Regions from separate parts of the Homo sapiens genome. Here region 1 is linked to region 2. Evidence: read pairs that join two places in POLR2A ChIA-PET (ENCODE). Cell type or tissue: MCF 10A. All regions are shown on one strand. Links, peaks and the distances in the headings refer to the core of each region. The heading gives the core; the rest is flanking DNA.

Region 1 (2,906 bases), core at 188-2,687, 67 kb after region 2:
AAATTGCGCCACTGCACTCCAGCCTGGGTGACAGAGCGAGACTCCGTCTCAAAAAAGAAAACATTAGCAGGGTGTGGTGGTGCGTGCCTATAATCCCAGCTACTTGGGAGGCTGAGGCAGGAGGATCTCTTGAGCCTAAGAGGTTGAGGCTGCAGTGAACTGTGATGGCGCCATTGCACTCCAGCCTGGGGGACGGAGTGAGACTCTGTCCTAAAATAAATAAATAAAAAGCCCGAAATGAGATATGCCAAAATGTTAATGACTACTTCTGTGTTGTGGTATTTATTTTTCCCTCTATTGATATACTTTCTTTAGTTTTTCTGAATATATTTTTATAATCCAGAAAATAGTACAACTAAGGAAGGTTTGCAGTAACATGAGAAAATGTTTATGATGTTATTAATGTGAAGTGAAAAAAGCAGCTACAAACTGAATACACCATGTGGTCACAGCTACGGAGAAACCATGCACAGGGAGAAACAGTGGAAGGACACACCTCCGAAGGGAAACTGTGACTGTCTCTGGTAGTGGGGTTTTGGATGACTGCTGTTTTTCCCTTTTTACTTTTCTGTGTTTTCCAGGTTTTCAACACTGAGCCTGCATAACTTTTATTGGGAAAATAAACCTCGATAAATTAAAAAAAAAAAAAAGGCCATTAGTATGGTAGAGGTATGTCTGAGCACAAGCTATACCCCATCCCAACATAAACAGTACAATGAAACCAAACTGATATCACAAAAACAAAACAAAAAGCTACATGGAGAAAAGAAATACGGACTAGTGAGAAAGGGTCCCAAACACTAACAGTTGTTGTCTTTGGGTAGGTCTATGGGTGAATTATTAATTTTTCTTTCTTCTTTATTTTCTATAAATGAACATGCATGGTTCTTGTGATGGGAAAAATAAAACAAAATAAGATAAAGTCATTTAGATCAAATGACACAACAGGTGGCAAAAGACTTACTTTGAAAAAGAGGTAGAGCCCCAAGAGTGTGCAGCTGGCGATGATGGGGAAGCGGGCGGCATCCCGGCTGGTGATTGTTTCAGGCATGTCTGAAGCATTCTAGAGGAGAGAAGAATGACAATGGCTCAGCACGGCTGGTTCCCATATGTTCCTGCAAGGCTCTGCTAATGCTATTCCCTTGGCTAGGGATGCTGCCTGCCTCATCCTGGGGCAAGATGCTCTGATCTTGCCATTTTTTTTTTTTTGAGATGGAGTCTTGCTCTATCACCCAGGCTGGAATGAAGTGGCACAATCTTGGCTCACTACAGCCTCCGCTTCCTGGGTTCAGGCGATTCTCCTGCCTCAGCCTCCCGAGTAGCTGGGACTATAGGCATGCACAACCATGCACAGCTAATTTTTGTATTTTTAGCAGAGATGGAGTTTTACCATGTTGGCTAGGCTGGTCTCGAACTGACCTCAAGTGATCCACCTGCTTCGGCCTCCCAAAGTGCTGGGATTACAGGTATGAACCACCATGCCTGGCTGATCCTGCCATTCTACCATGAGGAGATCTGGACCCTGATCAAGAGACCAAGGAGAACCCAGGGCATGTGTGACACATCTGGGGAGAAGGGCTATGGCAGAGGCCATTCCAGTATGGAATAACTGAGAGAAGAAAACCTGGACACCAGTGATGCCACAGCAGTTTCAGACCTCTCGAAGAAAATTGTTTTCAGTTTTCTAATGGATCAGCCAAGAGGGAAAAATGACTATTCTGTCATCCAGTAGGTAATGAATATTATGAGTTGAAATTAACAACAAACAAGACAGACAATGGCTGAAACTGCACATAGGGAGACACCAACTGTGAGGAGAAGCAAATCTTGACAAAACTTAAATTTAAGAAATTTGACTGGCAGACTTGAAAATGGTAAAAATAAAAGCCACAATTAAATTTATAATGGCAGATGCTATAGTTGGCAAGAATGTGATGTGGGTAAAGAACTGATGAAGGATAAATATTTACATGAAAAAGAACTGAATGCAATCAAAATAATTTCAGTATTATAAAAATGGAAAAGAATTGAAAATGGAGTAACAGATCAACATAGGAATAGATTAGCTTCATAGAATTTATGCCAAAGAAGGCCAGGCGCAGTGGCTCACGCCTGTAATCCCAGCACTTTGGGAGGCCGAGGCGGGTGGATCACAAGGTCAGGAGTTTGAGACCAGCCTGGCCAACATGGTGAAACCCCGTCTCTACTAAAAATACAAAAATTAGCCGGGCGCAGTGGCGGGCACCTATAATCCCAGCTACTCAGGAGGCTGAGTCAGGAGAATCGCTTGAACCCAGGAGGTGGAGGTTGCAGTCAGCTGAGATCGCACAACTGAACACTCTAGCCTGGGAGACACAGCAAGACTCCGTCTAAAAAAAAAAAAAAAGGATTTATGACGAACTTTCTTTTTTGTTTTTTGAGATGGAGTCTCATGAGCTCTGTCACCTAGGCTGGAGTGCAGTGGTGCAATCTTGGCTCACGGCAACCTCTGCCTCCTGGTTCAATCAATTCTCCCGCCTCAGCCTCTCAAGTAGCTGGGACTACAGGCACATGCCACCATACCTGGCTAATTTTTGTGTTTTTTGCAGAGAGGGGGTTTCACAATGTCGGCCAGGCTGGTCTCAAACTCCTGGCCTCAGGTGATTTACCCGCCTTAGCCTCACAAAGTGCTGGACTTATAGGTGTGAGCCATTGTACCTGGCCAGAACTTTCTAATGAAAATTTATCAATGATATATAGTACTGGTATAAATTTCTTTTCTTTCTTTTCTTTTTTTCTTTTTTTTTTGGTATAAATTTGTATTCCAAACAGGGTCAAAAGCTTCCAGGATCACAGTGGTCTCTACCTGCCCTCTCTCTGCTAGGCAAAATCCTCACAGTCCTCAAGGGCCTAGTAAATGTCACTGC
Region 2 (2,906 bases), core at 161-2,660:
CCCTGGGTTGTTTCAGGGAGTGTGGGGGTCCAGGCCTGTGTCCACCTTTCACCTCCCATCCTGTTTTCCAGAGAGGCCCCAGAACAATGGACGGGAGGCTGGAGCCTACCAGTCTGGGCCCCTCCCAAGTCCCCTGCCGATGGAGGGGGGTGGGGTTTTCCTGTGGCTGGACAAAGGGCCATTGCTGCCCAGGGTCTCCAGCAGCCAAAGGCAAGGGCAGAGCCAAGGCTCAGGGAGCTCCCATCTTAGGTTACTCAGCATAGGCCAAACCTGCAGGGTTACACAAACACACTGCTTCGCACACCCACAGAGCAATATACAAATGCACACACCCACACGCCCAACGTGGCATTTATATGTACGACTGACACAACAGACAAACCCAACAGCCACACACCAATAGACACAACCTGCCAAATGCACAACGCACAACAGTACACCATAATATACAACCAACACACTGACCTCCGCGCACACTACCGAAACACCAAATCTGCATAACCAACACACCAAAAAATAGAGACCAAGGAGGAAATGTCTCAAAACACCCCATTATCACTCCTAACAGAACCACATGCAATGAATCCTCTCAACAAACAGGACACACAGACACATGCACCCACACTACAACATTGCAAACACTACACACACTTACATCTATACAGTATTACTCACGCCAAAACACCTGGGACTCCAAGATGCCAACACACATGCCCGCAGCCTTAGAGAAGTCCACTGCCTGCAAAAGGATAAACTGGCTTCCTGCAGGCACCCACTCCCACAGTGCACAGACCCAACCAACACCCACCTGCACCAGGCCAGAGACCTCCCACCACAGCCCTTCTAGAGCACACAGTCCCCTTACTCTCCACACATACACAATTCAGAATCCTGCAGAAAGGCCAGGTGCGGTGGCTCACGCCTGTAATCCCGGCACTTTGGGAGGCCAAGGCAGGCAGATTATATGAGGTCGGAAGTTCGAGACCAGCCTGGCCCACATGGTGAAACTCCCTCTCTACTAAAAATACGAAAATTAGCCAGGCGTGGTGGTGCACGCCTGTAACTCCATCTGCTCGGGAGGCTGAGGCAGGATAATTGCTTGAACCCAGGAGATGGAGGTTGCAGTGAGACGAGATCGTGCCACTGCACTGCAGCCTGGGCAACAGAGCAAGACATCGTCTCAAAAAAAAAAAAAAAATCCTGCATCAGCCCCAAGGACACACAACCACACCCATCCAGGGCTCAGGCCTCTCTCTCCTCTTGCACCCATGAATGCAGGCCTGGGCCCTGCCCAGGGTGGAGGCGTGGGAGCTGACCTGACCCTGGCAGCCTGGGAGGCTCATGCCACCAGTCAGGAGTGCCCTGAGGCCAACTGGCTACACCCTGGGCAAAGCTCAGCAGAGGCCACTGCCCCTAGCTGCAAGGACCTCTGAGGTGAGAGTGGGGAGACTGGGCAAGAGGTCTCTGGGCCTCGGTGGTGTCCCCATATGCCCACTGGGTGATGGACGGAAGGCCCCAGAGGCCCCCTCACAGAAGCAGTGGCCCTCCTCTCTGGCACCCAGCCTGACCCTCCTTTGACTCACCTGCCTCCCATATAACTGGCTTCCCTCACTGCTCCAGGGCCCGGAACCCAGGAACCAGCTGAGGTTGAATGTCTCAGGACCCCGCCCAGCTCCCTGCCCAGCTCCCTGCCCACCTCACAGAGCCTGAGGCAACCACCACCCTCCTGGCTCAACCCAACCCTGAGTACCCAGTCACCAGGGGGCGGCGCCTCCAGCTGCACCCTCACCTCAGGCCGCTTCAGAGCTGTACTCCTCAAATACTATGACTCATGATAATGTACGTTTTCTTCTAAAAAGTATTTTTTTTTTCTGGCTGATGCAAAAGCAACGATGTGCTGTTTAAAAGGAAGCTATAGGCCAGGTGCGGTGACTCATGCCTGTGATCCCAGCATTTTGGGAGGCCAAGGCAGGCTTTGAGTTCAGGAGTTCAAGACCAGCCTGGCCAACATGGTGAAACTCTGTCTCTACTGAAAATACAAAAAAAGGCCGGGTGCAGTGGCTCATGCCTGTAATCCCAGCACTTTGGGAGGCCGAGGCGGGCGGATCACGACGTCAGGAGATCAAGACCATCCTGGCTAGCATGGTGAAACCCCGTCTCTACTAAAAACATATAAAAAATTAGACAGGCGTGGTGGCGGGCGCCTGTAGTCCCAGCTACTCAGGAGGCTGAGACAGGAGAATGGCGTGAACCCAGGAGGCGGAGCTTGCAGTGAGCCAAGATTGCACCACTGCACTCCAGCCTGGGCGACAGAGCAAGACTCCATCTCAAAAAAAAAAAAAAAAATTAGCTAGGCGTGGTGGTTCGCGCCTGTAGTCCCAGCTACTCAGGAGGCTGAGGCAAAATAATCGCTTGAACCAGGAAGGTGGAGGTTACAGTAAACCGAGATCGTGCCACGGCACTCCAGCCTGGGCGACAGAGCAAGACTTGGTCTCAAAAAAAAAGAGTTTATGTGATTTAAGTCTGGGCGCGGTGGCTAATGCCTGTAATACCAACACTTGAAGAGGCTGAGGTGGGAGGATGACTTGAGGCCGGGAATTCAAGACCAGCGTGGGCAACATAGCAAGACCTCTCCATAAATAAATTAATAATAAAAATTAAAAATTAAGGCCCGGCGCGGTGGCTCACGTCTGTAATCCCAGCACTTTGGGAGGCCGTGACGGGTGGATCACGAGGTCAGGAGATCGAGACCATCCTGGCTAACACGGTGAAACCCTCTCTCTACTAAAAATACAAAAAATTAGCCAGGTGTGGTGGCGGGCGCCTGTAGTCCCAGCTACTCAGGAGGCTGAGGCAGGAGAATGGCGTGAACCCAGGAGGTGGAGCTTGCAGTGAGGCAAGATCGC

Evidence for each region. Peaks named below come from ENCODE experiments on the same cell type or tissue, not always from the same donor. Only the 100,000 strongest peaks of a DNase experiment are listed, where the experiment ranks them.
Region 1: POLR2A ChIA-PET joins it to region 2 with 5 read pairs; 7 of 35 experiments call an interaction of 5 or more read pairs at or near these places.

What each region holds. Positions count from the first base shown.
Region 1 is chr20:31,525,641-31,528,546 of GRCh38, reverse strand. HM13 (histocompatibility minor 13) reads right to left here. Exons shown (of 13, transcript NM_178581.3): 2 at 965-1,063. Among named protein-coding and RNA genes, the nearest start is that of HM13, 13 kb to the right of the region's middle. In MCF 10A, for the core only: no CTCF peak of the experiment used is centred there; no DNase peak of the experiment used is centred there.
Region 2 is chr20:31,592,340-31,595,245 of GRCh38, reverse strand. No RefSeq gene overlaps it. Among named protein-coding and RNA genes, the nearest start is that of ID1, 11 kb to the left of the region's middle. RefSeq lists enhancers at 1-282, 283-1,048, 1,815-2,580. In MCF 10A, for the core only: no CTCF peak of the experiment used is centred there; DNase peaks (open chromatin) are centred at 1,355 and 1,715.